2 separate regions of the Homo sapiens genome follow, and region 1 is linked to region 2. A link is a contact called in ENCODE Hi-C data. All regions are on one chromosome and are shown on one strand. Each heading gives the region's core, a stretch centred on a gene start or an enhancer-like site at or near the end of the contact. The rest is flanking DNA. Distances are from core to core; before and after follow the strand shown. Region 1 holds the start of CARS1 (cysteinyl-tRNA synthetase 1). Region 2 holds the start of TOLLIP (toll interacting protein).

Evidence for each region. A loop is a pair of places that touch in the nucleus more often than their neighbours do. Pooled maps may share reads with other maps.
Region 1: a loop to region 2 is called in a map of naive thymus-derived CD4-positive, alpha-beta T cell, with 29 times the contacts of the local background. The contact joins the promoter of CARS1 here to the promoter of TOLLIP in region 2. A Hi-C loop is called at or near these places in 1 of 168 maps with a recorded cell type or tissue (naive thymus-derived CD4-positive, alpha-beta T cell), 1 of 37 single-sample maps with no recorded cell type and 7 of 50 pooled maps.

What each region holds. Positions count from the first base shown.
Region 1 is chr11:3,055,433-3,062,254 of GRCh38, reverse strand. CARS1 (cysteinyl-tRNA synthetase 1) reads left to right here and starts at 4,832. Exons shown (of 23, transcript NM_001014437.3): 1 at 4,832-4,912. The coding sequence starts at 4,888. LOC124902615 (a long non-coding RNA gene) reads right to left here and starts at 3,631. Exons shown (of 2, transcript XR_007062555.1): 1 at 3,237-3,631. RefSeq lists an enhancer at 4,646-5,178.
Region 2 is chr11:1,306,244-1,312,566 of GRCh38, reverse strand. It overlaps TOLLIP (toll interacting protein), which reads left to right and starts at 2,935. Exons shown (of 6, transcript NM_019009.4): 1 at 2,935-3,101. The coding sequence starts at 3,069. It overlaps TOLLIP-DT (TOLLIP divergent transcript), which reads right to left and starts at 2,859. Exons shown (of 1, transcript NR_029409.1): 1 at 1,860-2,859. RefSeq lists silencers at 1,115-1,244, 2,770-3,479 and an enhancer at 1,778-2,539.

The sequences.
Region 1 (6,822 bases), core at 3,583-6,082, 1.7 Mb before region 2:
ACCCACACAATTAAACATTAAAAACAGAAACAATACAAATTCACACATCTACCATGTAGATTCCCACACAATTAAACACTAAAACTAAAAACAGAAACAATCGGGATTTACATACCCACCATGCACCCACACAATTAAACATTAAAAACAGAAACAATACAAATTCACACATCTACCATGTAGATTCCCACACAATTAAACACTAAAACTAAAAACAGAAACAATCGGGATTTACACACCCACCAAGCGCCCACAACAATTAAACATTAAAAATAAAAGCAGGCTGGGCGCGTTGGCTCACGCCTCCAATCCCAGCACTTTGGGAGGCTGAGGCAGGCAGATCACCTGATGTGAGGAGTTCGAGACCAGCCTGGCCAACATGGTGAAACCCCGTCTCTACTACAAATATAAAAATTATTACGTGGCTGGGTGTGGTGGTGCACGTCTGTAGTCCCAGCTACTCGGGAGGCTGAGGCAGGAGGATCACTTATACCCAGGAGGCAGAGGTCGCAGTGAGCTGAGATTGCACCACTGCACTCCAGCCTGGGTGAGGGAGCGAGACTCTGTCTCAAAAATAATAATAATAATTTTTAAAAACAAATAGGAATTTACATGCCTACCATATACCCACAACAGTTAAACATTAAAAACAAAAACAGAAACAATAGGGATTGATTCTTTCACAGCTCCAGAGGCCAGAAGTTCCAAACCAAGGCGTCCGCAGGGTGGGTTCCTTCAGAGGCTCTCCAGGAGGTCCTTCCTTGCCTCTCTCCTGGCTTCTGGTGGCCACCGGCCATCCTTGGCTTGTGCTACATCACTCCAATTGCTTCCCCCTTCACACCTATCTCTGTATCTCTGAATCTCTCTCTCATAAAGACACTAGGCATTGGATTAGGACCCATTCTAATCCAGGATGACCTCATTTTAACTTGATTATATCTGCAAGGACGCCTTTTTCAAATAAAGCCAGCCAGGTCCAGTGGCTCACGCCTGTAATCCTCTCACTTTGGGAGGCCAGGGCGGGAGGATCACTTGAGCCCTGGAGTTCAAGACCAGCCTGGGCAACATAATGAAACCCCATCTCTACAAAAAATATAAAAAATTAGCCACGTATGGTGGTGCACATCTGTGGTCCCAGCTACTCAGGAGGCTGAGGTGGGAGGATCACTTGAGCCCACGAGGTTGAGGCAGCAGTGAGCTGTGATTGCACCACTGCACTCCAGCCAGGGTGACAGAGCGAGACCCTGCTTTAAAAAAAAATAAAATAATAAATGAATAAAAATCAAGTCACAGTCGCAGGTACCAGGGGTTAGAACATGGGCATAATCATTTTGGGGGGACCACAGCTCAACCCACAACAGGCTTGTCTTGGGACCCCCCCGGGAGTTGGCAGCAGAGCTGGGAGCTCACCTGAGTGTATTCGTCTCTAACGCTGCGCTACCCTGGCTTGCAGGCCATGTGACATTTCTTTCCCTAAAAGTGGTTTGGGTAGGGCCTGAGCTGCTGGCTGTGCCAGCAAAGAAATCACTCTGCTTTAGTCACCTCAAAGCAGTGGGCCCAGCGACACCCTGCTGCCCATGGACACTGAGGGGGACTGTCCATCCTCTGGCATGGAAAGAGCAGCGTTCTTGGAGAACTTGGCCTTGGCCCTTAGGAGACTCAAGGGAGAGCCCTGCACGGTGGCCACTGGTGGCCGAGGAAAGTCCAGCTGCCCGGGGAAGGTGCTGTTCACTCACCTGCTGCCCATGGCCCAGGGCCAGACCAAGGCATCAGCCCCTCAGCCATCCAGAACAGGCCAGTGAAGCTTCCAGGATGGGTCTGCACTTGCGGAATATTTAGTAGGCAGGGTTCTGTGTGATGTCCTTACCCTACGTGCTCTTGTGAAATCCTCATTATCAGTTTGCTGGGGCTGCCAGGCTTGGGGGCTTCAACAAGGATTTATTGTCTCACAGTTCTGGAGGCTGGAAGTCTCAGGTCAGGGCATCAGCAGGGTGGGCTCCTTCTGGGGCTGTGAGGGAGAATCTGTCCCAGGCTGTCCCCTGACTTCTGGTGATTTGCTGACAATGTTTGGTGCCCTTTGGCTTGTGAAGCATCGCCCCAGTTTCTGCCTTTATCTTAACATGGCACCCTCCCTGCTTGTCAGTGTCCAAATTTCCTCCACTTAAACATTTTAATTAATTGGCTGGGCATGGTGGCTCACGCCTGTAATCCCAGCACTTTGGGAGGCCGAGGCGGGCGGATCATCTGAGGTCGGGAATTCGAGACCAGCCTGGCCAACATGGAGAAACCCGTCTCTACTAAAAATACAAAATTAGCCGGGCATGGTGGCACATGCCTGTAATCCCACCTATTCGGGAGGCTGAGGCAGGAGAATCTCTTGAACCTGGGACACTGAGGTTGCGGTGAGCCAAGATGGCACCATTGCATTCTAGCCTGGGCAACAAGAGTGAAACTCCGTCTCAAAAAATTTTTTTAAATTAATTTATATATGTGTATTTATTTATTCATTTATTTATTTTAGAGACAGGGTCTCACTCTGCACCCAGGCTGGCATGCAGTGGCACAATCATAGCTCACTGCAACCTGAAACTCTGGGGCTCAAGCCATCCTCCCTCTTCAGCCTCCCAGAGAGCTGGGATTACAGGTGTGAGCCACCATGCCCAGCTGAAATTTTCCCTTTTTACAAGGATATCAGTTATACTGGATTAACGTCCCCCCTAATGACCTCATCTTATGACTTTATCATCTGCAAAGACCCTATTTCCAAATAAGGTCACATTCACAGGTCCTGGTGGTTATAGGATTTCCACATCTTTTGGGAGAGACACAATGCAACCCATAACAACCTGTAACCCAATGTGCTGTCCCAAAGAACTACAACACCAGGGGGATGCTGAGGTTCAGAGAGTGTCCTTGCCCTGGTGGTAGGGCTGGGACGCAGCAGGACTGGGGAGGCGGGACCCACTGCTGCTAGACACTGCAGCACTCTTAGACACAGCTCGGCCACCTGAGCAGGTGATCATTTCCCAGTTCCGCTCTGCAGACCCTTTTTTTTTTTCCCAGTAGAGATGAAGTTTCACTATGTTGGCCAGGCTGGTTTTGCACTCCTGACCTCAAATGACCTGGCCGCCTTGGTCTCCCAAAGTGCTGGGATTACAGGCGTGAGCCACAGTGCCCGGCCCCACTTTGCAGATTTAAAAACAAGACATCTGGAAGCTCAGAGAAGTTAAACTCACCCCAGGTCTTACAGCCAAACTCTGGCTTGCCTGACCTGATGTCAGGAGGCTTTCTTAGTGCAAGAAAGGAAGGGCAGGGCAAGCCTTAGCCGAATGTTTATCTCTAAGAGGCTTCTGACTCTCCTGGGCGCCTCCGGTTCCTTCTCCCAGGAAGGCATGTGGCCGAGCTGGGCTTGGGTGACTCATGGTCCTAGAGTGATGAGTGAGAAACAGGCACTGTGAGAGTCATGGTAGGACCTGGCCAGAACTTCGTCCCCTAAGTCCTGGACTTGGTCCCTCCTTTGGGATTAGTTGGGGTCTCACAGAGCCTCCCACATCCTGGGCAAGTTACAGCACATGCTACAGGATCTTTGCAGAAATGTAAACAAACTCTTTCTTCTTTTTTTTTTCCAGCCACCAGTAGAATTTAGAATTTATTTATTTATTATTTTATTTATTTATTTATTTATTTATTTATTTGAGACGGAGTCTCACTCTGTTGCCAGGCTGGAGTGCAATGGCGCAATCTCGGCTCATTGCAACCTCCACCTCCCTGGTTCAAGCGATTCTCCTGCCTCAGCCTCCTGAGTAGCTGGGACTACAGGCAAGCGCCACCATGTCCAGCTAATTTTTGCATTTTTAGCAGAGACAGGGTTTCACCATGTTGGCCAGGATGGTCTCGATCTCTTGCCCTCATAATCCGCCCACCTCGGCCTCCCAAAGTGCTGGGATTACAGGTGTGAGCCACCGTGCCCGGCCTTAGAATTTATTATGAAATTAGACATGAGGTTCCAAAAAGTAACTAGAAGATTTTTTACTTTTTATTTTTTGAGAAAGGGTCTCACTCTGTCGCCTAGGCTGGAATGCAGTGGCACAGTCGTAGCTCACTGCAGCTTCAAACTCCTGGACTCAAATGATCCTCCTGCCTTGTCCTTTCAAGGTGCTGGGATTACAGGCATGAGCCACTAATCCTGGCTAATAATTTTTCTTGACATATTAAAATTCTGTTTCTTAAATAGCATTTCCTCTCATTTTGGATGGGTGCACGAACCTTGGGTGGGATATCCTTGGGAGGTGACATCATGCACACAGAAGGCAGGAGCCCTAAGGGGGTTGGGGATGGCTCCAGAATGGGGTCTGAGAAGGAGATGGAGAAGCCTGTTCACGCAACACTTCATAGTGGCTTGCTTTCCGCAGGGTCATTGGCAGGGCGGTCCCTAGGCCTGGAGCGCTCTTCCCGCCCATCCCCAGGCCCTGCTCCAGGTCGGCCTCCTGGGAACCATCCCGTCTCGCCAGCACACCCTGTCCCGAGGCCGCCTCTGACCTCCAGGCTGGGCCTGGTCCCCACGGCGCTTAGCGCAATCATGACTTAAACACCTATTACAGGACGCTCAGTCTTTAGTGCTTGTCTCCCCGCGGCTGGGCTGACTACTCCCAGCACGGCCACTGAACGCTTGGCCGCGCGATGCTCCGGAGCGCGGGTCGCCATTGGGTTGAACTACAGCTCCCAGCATGCTCCGGGCCGGCGACATCCGGAGCCCCTGGTAGTTGCCTAGCGACCGGGCGTGTCCCGGAAGACGGGCCCGGCGTGGGGCGCGACTTCCGGGGCGGCGGTTGCATCAGATTCTAGGAAGTGTCTGTAGCCGCAGCTGCGGGTCCGGGATTCCCAGCCATGGCAGATTCCTCCGGGCAGCAGGGTGAGCGGCGCGGCCGGGCCAGGCTGAGGGCGGCTGGGGGCCTGACTGGGCGCTGGGTGCTCGGCTCGAAGGGCAGCGAGTCCTTATGTCTGAGGGGCCCGGGTGCATGGGTTCTGAGGGGCAGCTGTGTCCGTGGTCTGAGGGGCGGCAGTGCCCGAGGTCTGAGGGGTGTCAGTGCGCGGGGTCTGAGGGACGGCACGTCCTTGGGTCCGAGGGGCGGGGGTGCTCGGGGTCTGAGGGGTGTCAGTGCCCGGGGTCTGAGGGACGGCGGGTCCTGAGGTTCGAGGGGTGGCACGTCCTAGGATCCGAAGGACAACGGGTGCCCGGCTCCGAGGGACGGCCACTGGGACCCCTGGGACTCCTGCGTGAGGGTCTGCCAGACCCGTGGCTGGAGCACAGACCCCGCGGGGACCCGAGCCCGAGCGGGGCGCTGCCCAGACCACCCAGCCTCAGTTTCCTCACTTGGTTCCTGCCGAGGTCCCCTTGCATCCTCACCCCGGGAGGTGGCCCTACATCAAACAGCCTTTCCCCAGCCGGTGCCTGGGCGGGCCCTCGCTCCCTCTTGCCCCAGCTGGCCTTTAGGGGGGAGACAAAGGCCCAAGGGTTGTTTTGGTTTTCTGCCCAGACCTGGCAGCTTCCGGGAGGTGGGCGGAGGGCACCTGAGGTTGGTATTTAGGGAAATGGGGCAGAGGACGCCAGGGGTACGCGTACACACAGTAAAAGGGCTTGGGGCTTTACGAAGGCTTTCATCTCCAGTTCCGCAGGCAGTCCACTGCAAGCTGATTGTCAGAGCATTACTGCCCCATTTTATTGCCAACCCGGGAGGTTCCCCAGGGACACAGCTGTGTCAGCTCCCCCAGTCACTCATGTCACCAGCGGGTAGACCTTGAGAGACCAGTGGGTTCTTCTCTCACTGTCCCTCCAGCAAGATTTTAGGTGCTGGAAAGGCAAGAGACTGAATCAGAAAGCCCAGATTCCTAACAGTCTGGAGCAGCCTTTCCAAAGGAAACATTCTCAGTATCTAGTTTTTAATTCTTTTGGCTGGCAAAAATTAGATGCAAGTTCTTGTAAGACACCTCCAGCCCCCACCCTCAGTTTAGATCGTACCAAGATTTCCTTAGCATCTGGTGGTGCCCTTTGCCCCTGAGGGTTTATTGGGTTATAGATAGGTAGTTATGACAACCCGAGTAATCTGGCGGCATGGGGACACCCAGATGACAGGGCTACACTCTTGTGCCAAGTGGCAGGAGGTGGTCACCTTCCAGGCACGCCGCCTACCACCCTACCTGTGTGCCTGGATTCCAGCACCATCTCCACCCGTCCCAGAGCCAAGCGGCCCTCAGAAGTCACCCAGATTCCTGTAAAACAGCATCATAGTTAACAGCCCCAACTCTGGAACCACCCTGGAAGGGCCAGGGTTCCAACTCTGCCTCCCGCCCCACAGCAAACCATGCGTAATGGCTCCTACCTTGGAGCATGGAGTGTAAATGAATTAATAGATGGGAAGGACGTAGAACAGTGCCTGGCACTCAATTAAGTGCTGTGTCTGTGCTGAAAGTTAGGGCCTGTTTGTTTTCAAACTAAAAATGTGTTTTTGTTCATTTGTGAACGTAAATGACGTATTAGTAGTGTTTTGTATCTTGTTTTTAAAAATAGCTTTAGAATTTTAGGTTTTCAGAGCCTTGTAAGAATTGCCTTCTTTTTGGAGCTTGCCATATAGGTTGGGATTGCCCTCTCCGGGCTGTCAGGGCAGCAGGCAGATTGCCCAGTCCTCAGCCTGCGCACAGCATCTCCAGCCAGTGTTCTTCTGCCCCAGGGCATGGCCCACCTGCCTTTACTATCGCCTCCTCCCATCACACACACACTCTCAAAGATGAGAACAGGAAATAAAATCCAATCGTAGGCCAGGC
Region 2 (6,323 bases), core at 1,686-4,185:
ATCGCCATATCATTTTGCAAGAAATTTCAATTGACATATAATTTTTTTTCTGTTAGCACTTTAAAGATGTCACTCCATTCACATGACTTACCTTCTTTCCAATGAGAAGTCTGCTATTCTAATCTTCATTCTTCTGGATGTAATGTGTCATTTTCCTCTGTCTGCTTTTAAGAGTTTCTCCTTGCTTTCTGTTATCAGCAGTGTGAATATGACCTGACTAAGTGTTTTGTTTATTTGTTTGGAATCCATTGCTTCCTAAATATTTTGTTTGGTGCCTACCATTAACTTGGAGAATTATTGGCCATTATTTCTTCAGATTTTCTGCCTCATTCTCCTTTTTTCTTCTGGAATTCTAATAATGCTTAAGTCAGATCACGTGGCTGTAAGCTTAGTGGCTTAAAACAACACACACTTATCTCAGAGTTTTTGTGGGGTAGGAGTTCAGGCACAGCTTAGCTGGCTTATTCTTGGGTCTTACGAGGCTATAATTAAGTTGTCAGCTGGGTTGCATTCTCATCTGGAGGCTTGACTGGGGAAGGATCAAAGCCCCCTCAGATTCCTGGCAGAATTTGTTTCCTTGAAGTTGTAGGAATTATGGCACCTCGCCTCTTCAAAGCCAGCAGCTGAGAGACCCTTGAGAATAAGTCTGAGAGCAAGATGGAGTCTTTTATAACATCAGGTAATCATGGGAGGGACATCCCATCACCACTGCCATATTCTGTTGTTTAAAAGCAAGCCACAGGCTCTGTCCACCCTCAAGACAAGAGGATTATTCAAGGATGTGAACACCAGGAGGCAGGGATCATATGTCTACCTTACAACCTGTCCACCCCATAGGGGAATAATATTAAGGCAAGAGCTGAATCTAGTGTTTAGCGGAGGTCCTGGTGGGAGATACAGATTTTAGGATCATCAGCATATGGATGGCATTTAAAGGAATGGAACTGGATGAGCTCACTGAGGATGTAGATAGAAAAGATGTGCAAGGACTGAGCCCTGAGGTAAGGCACTCCGATGTTAAGGAGTCAAAGTGTTACCAGTGTGCCCTGGCATCTTGTAATCTCCCAGGATAGAAATAAAGAGAGATCAGCAGACATAGCAGCGAGGAGAAAGAGAAATCTTTATTTAGCTTGTGCACAAGGAAGTCAGCACCATGAAAGGAAAACGGTGGGGGGCCCCGCCGCCAGGGGGTGGCACGTGGGTTAGTTTCACAGGGAAGGGATTGGTCCAGGCATGGATAGGAGGGGTTTGTCTAGTGCTTCTCAGTAGCTTTGCATGCTTCTTCATGCATTGCATGCAACATTCACATTTTAAATCTCTACCCCTAGGTGTGATTTTTAGCGTGAAAATGAGGAAGGGGTAACAATAGTTGAAGTATAAGTCTAACTGCACATGTGGGGCCCGGGGAAGTCCCTAGGCCCCCAAAGCAGGAACTTGTGGTTAATAGCTTCTTGGGTCTTGTGCTGTGGATTGGCTGGATGTTAAGCTACAACTTGAGGAAGGGGCTTTCGTTCTTTTTCTCTACACCCCATCAAAACAGGCAAGCGGCCAGGCTGCCGGTTTTAAAAGGAGAGACTGGTAACCGAGACCCAAAGATGTGGTCTTTGGGATAAGAGGAAAGTGAGAGCACATGGTGTCCTGGATGGGGAGTGAAGAAAGCATGTGTAGCAAGAATGACTATCGATTTTGCTGTAGTTCCCGGAGGACGAGGACTGAGAACTGACCACTAACAATATAGAGATCACTGACAAAGAGTTTTTAGTGGAGTGGTTGTGTTACCGGAAAAGGGTCCTGATCCAGACCCCAAAAGAGGATTCGTGGATCTTGTGGAAGAAAGAATTCCAGGCCAGTCCACAGAGTAAAGTGAAAGCAAGTTTATTAAGGCAGTGAAGGAATAAAAGAATGGCTACTCCATAGAGCAGGGTGTTCCCAAAAGCACGAGGAGGAAGGCGTCCACCTGGGTACGCTTGTTTATATGTAAGATAAAAGCCAAAAAACATCACGGGGGAGACGTGCTGTACTACCTGGGCTCGTCAAAGGATTGCCAATCTTTGCATAACGCCTGTCCTCCGCAAGCATCTGTATCATTATCTTTAAAGCGAAACTTCAACTAAGAATGCTTCTTGTTCTTAAGATACCCGGACATCGGGACCTAAGTTCCGGGTCTGCTGCGTAAAAGTTTATTAACCTGTTCCCGTGACCGTAAACGCCCGACTCCTGGGGATGCAGCCAGCGGGGTTCAGCCTCAGTTTACCCAGCGCTGTTCGAGCTGGAGTCGCTCTGGTTGGAGCGCCTGACCGCGAGGGCCGAGGTCAGGCCGGACTGGGGTTCTCCGGAGCGAGCAGGAGAGGAGCGGGGCTCCTGCGGAGCGGCGCGGCGGGGAGGCCGAGGGCAGGGCGGGCTCGAGCTCGGGCTCTTCTGGCAGCGCCTCCATCCCCGTTCCGTTCACCCGGCAGCCGCCCCGTGGAGGAACCGCGCCCCATCTTTAGCCCTGTGAAACAGAAAGGCCCTTCCTCCGGCAGGCAGCTGAGGGAAAGATCGCCCTGCAGGGGATGTCGGGCCTGTCACTGCTTTGTTGCGGGCCACAGTTCCCTCCCTTCTCCGAGCGGGTCGCACGTCCGAAGGTCACCCCCGCCAGGTGGCTAGGCCCTGTCGCCACTCGACAGAGGACCGAGGAGGAACCAACCCACTGCCCAGACTGCAGCGCCGCCACGCTAGGGCCCGCGCCGACAACCGTCATGACTGGGCATGCGCAAACGGCCCCGCCGGGAGCCATTTCGCCGGGCTGCAGGGCTCGAGGAGAGAGCAGGTGCGCAGGCGCCGGGCGAGAGGCTGCGCCTGCCCTACCCTGGAGCGCGCGTGCGCGCGAGAGCCGGAAGGGGCGGTGCCTGGCGCGGCGCCTGCGCAGTGGGGCGGTGCCGGGGGCGGGGCGCGGCGGCTGTCAGCTGACTGTGGCGGCGGCGGCCTCGAGGTGACAACTGTCTCCGTCGCAGGCTCCGGCGGGGGCGCAGGAGGTCGCCCGGCGCGTCACTGTCGGGTCGGCGAGCCACGGGGGCCGCCGCAGCACCATGGCGACCACCGTCAGCACTCAGCGCGGGCCGGTGAGGCAGCCGGGCGAGGGTCGGGCGGGGGCGGTGACCTGCGGTTGCGGGCGGGGCCTTGGGTCAGGGCTACTGCTCAGCTGCGGCTGGCGGGCCGACTCCGCGGCTCTCCCGGGGCACGCGGGGCGCCTGGCCGGCCGGAGGGGAGCGGCGGCGTCCACACCTCGGGGCGGGGCGGGCCGGACGGACGCGCCCACGCTGCAGGAGGCTTGAGCTCACCGCCGTGCCGGGGCAGAGCTTTGGGGAGGCAGCCCCGGGGGAGGGGGCCTGCGCCCGTTGTGAGCCCCAGATGGAGGCGGGCCCCGTGCCCCATGGTGCCCCAGAGGGAGGCAGGCCCCGCTCCCCAATGGTCTCCAGATGGAGGAGGGCCCGGTGCCCAGATGGAGGCGGCCCCGAGCTCTGACTCCCGAATGGAGGAGGGCCCCGCACCCTAATGGTCCCCCAGGTGGAGGCGGGCCCTGAACCCTAATGGTCCCCTAGATGGATGCGGGCCCTGCTCCCTGATGGCCCCCCAGGTGGAGGCGGGTCCCGCACCCTGATGGCACCCTAGATGGAGGCGGGCCCCGCACCCTGATGGCCCCCCCAGGTGGAGGCGGGTCCCGCACCCTGATGGCCCCCCAGGTGGAGGCGGGCCTGCACTCTAGTTGGTCCCATAGATGATGGCTGTTTCCTCTTTCTCATTTACACAGAGTGAGGGCAGTGGTGACCACTTCTTGGGCCCAATTGTGTCCCCGGTTAGTGGCCACCGTGCAAAACCTCAGTTTCTTCATTTGCAAATGAGAGGATAGGCGCCAGGAACTTCAGAGAACCTTTCCTGCTCTGAATTCTCTCCTGAGAGTTGCCTGGCAGTTTCTTCTATAGCATTAATATTGCAGGAGAGCTGGTGTAGACTGACTCAGAGATGATGGGCTCCTGGCGTGAGTGGCCTCCTGGCTCACTGTTAGGGCCTTCTTGCATTGCTGTAAAGGAATACCGAGACTGGGTAATTTGTAAGAAAAGAGATTTAATTGGCTCCCGGTTCTGCAGGCTGTACAGGTAGCATGGTGCCGGCATCTGCTCCTGGGGAGGCCTCTGGAAGCTCCCAGTCATGGCGGAAGGCCAAGTGGGAGCTTACACGTCACATGGCGAAAGCAGCAAGAGAGTTGGGGGTGGGGAGGTGCCACACACTGTAATGACCAGATCTTGTGAGAACTCACTATCACCGGGACAGCACCAAGCCACGAGGGATCTGTCCCTGTGACCCACACACCCACCCTGCCAGGCCCCACCTCCAACATTGGGGATCATAATTCAGCGTGAGATTTGGCGGGGACACAGATTCAAACCGTGTCACTCACTGAGGCTGGGCTGGGGCAGGCTGTCGTGAGCGGTACAGTTTTTATCAACAGTGGCTCTGAACATGCCGTGGGTGGAAAAAGTCCTTTTTCACGATGCTCCAAGGTCCCTGCCCTCGCGCAGCCCAGTACTGGACGTGGTGGAGGGGTCACCAGGGCTCCCCACCCTTAACACTGTATCCACAAGTCCTGGTGTTTCTCCCGAGGAGATAATTCTTCAGGTAGAACATTTTTTCTGAGTTTAGAATGAAGCCCCAGGTTTTGGGCATAGCTGCTTTTTCTGAGGACTTTGAAGGAAACCTCCTGACACTTATGAGACTCAGGTGTGGAGCCTACGGGTCGGCAGAGGTCCTGGACGGCCTCTGATGGCAGCGTCTCTACCTCTTCATCTTTACTCCACCACAGTGAGTCCCCGCAAGTTGCCGTGGCAGCCAAGTGCTCCTTTCTGCCTAACAGGAGACTCAGAGCAACAAGGGAACCAGCACCCTGCTGTTGTGTCCTCCTGGAGAGCAGGGGGGCATGGTGGCCAGGCAGGATGGCCCCTTCCTTGCTGTGTGGTCTGGGAGACATCCTCTGCCTCCTGGGAACTTGTTCCTCATCTGGAACCCCACTGGGGTGTAGGACTGATTTTGAATGCATCAGGTGCTGAGCAGGCAGGGAGCAGTGGGAGGCAGGCCCTTCCTGTTCTGAGGGGCACCGGCGTGCAGCGCTGTTACACCCGCGATGAGGAAGTGGGAGCGGCAGGAGATGTTCTCACACGCAGGGCCTGTGCTGGCAAGTGCTGAGGTGTCGTTAGAATCTCCTCTTGCCCAGTGCCTCCTGGGCTGTTTCCATCATGTAGACGAGCAGGTATTTCAGGGGCACCCCCGTTGACCGGTAAACGCATAGTAACATGAGGTCTGGCTCGGAGCTGCCAGGGTCTCTTAAGAAGGTGTTGTCAGCGACGGGGGTCTCAGGTGTTGCTTGGAGTACATGTGACTTAATCAACCAGCGCTACCAACTGTGGCGTTCAGGATGGCCATGATGCAGGGGACAACCAGGTGGTTCCTGCCACTGGGGTCTTCCAGGGCAGCACGGTAGACATGGCAGCACATAAGGACAGCTGAGCTGTGTGGTGACGGCCCGGTGGGTCTGTGATCTTAAGCGTCAGGTGCTGGGAGAGTTTGTAAATGGGCCTCACCAGGGCTGGGTGTTGGGGTGAGGACGTGACATCTCTCGGAGGAGGAATGGGAGTAGGGGTTGGGCTGGGAGGGCAGGGCACGGAAAGAGAGGTGTGGGGTCTGGAGGTGGAGAGGAGGGAGCCCCAGGGGCCGAGGATGGAGGGAGGCAGGAGCTGGAGGCCGCCGGAGGGTCCTGGGCACAGGAGGACTGGACTTGCCCTGGAGTTTACCGGCTCAGCGCAGCACTCTGTAAAGTGTTGCCTGGCACACGCAAGGCAGGGCCCGCCTTGGCACCAGCCTGCTTCGCTGAGCATGACCCACCCCAGCCCCTCTGAATTAACCCATAGTGGGCCTTTACCCAGTTACTAGCACCTAGAGGAGCCCTGCTTTTGCAGGATGTCTTGACACAGTATTTATCATGTCCTCTTTCTGTTACACCTGTGGTGCCAGAGAGGCAGGAGGTTAAGCAGGGCGCTCGCTCAGCTTTCCAGCAGAAAGAGATGCTCCCCAGGGTCCGGGGGCAGGACTCTGGCTCGGGAGACCCTGACTGTGGTCTAGCCGTTGCCTCCCCCTAGTGATAAGGGGAGACGGCAAGATCCCATGGGCCGTGAAGGAGCAGAGGGGCCGCTAATGGGGTCCTGGGAGGGTTCTTTTGTCCTTGGGTAGAGGGAGCTTCAGGGGCCCGGGTGGGTAGGTGTGGAGAGGACGTGTGAAGCTAGCCAGCCCGA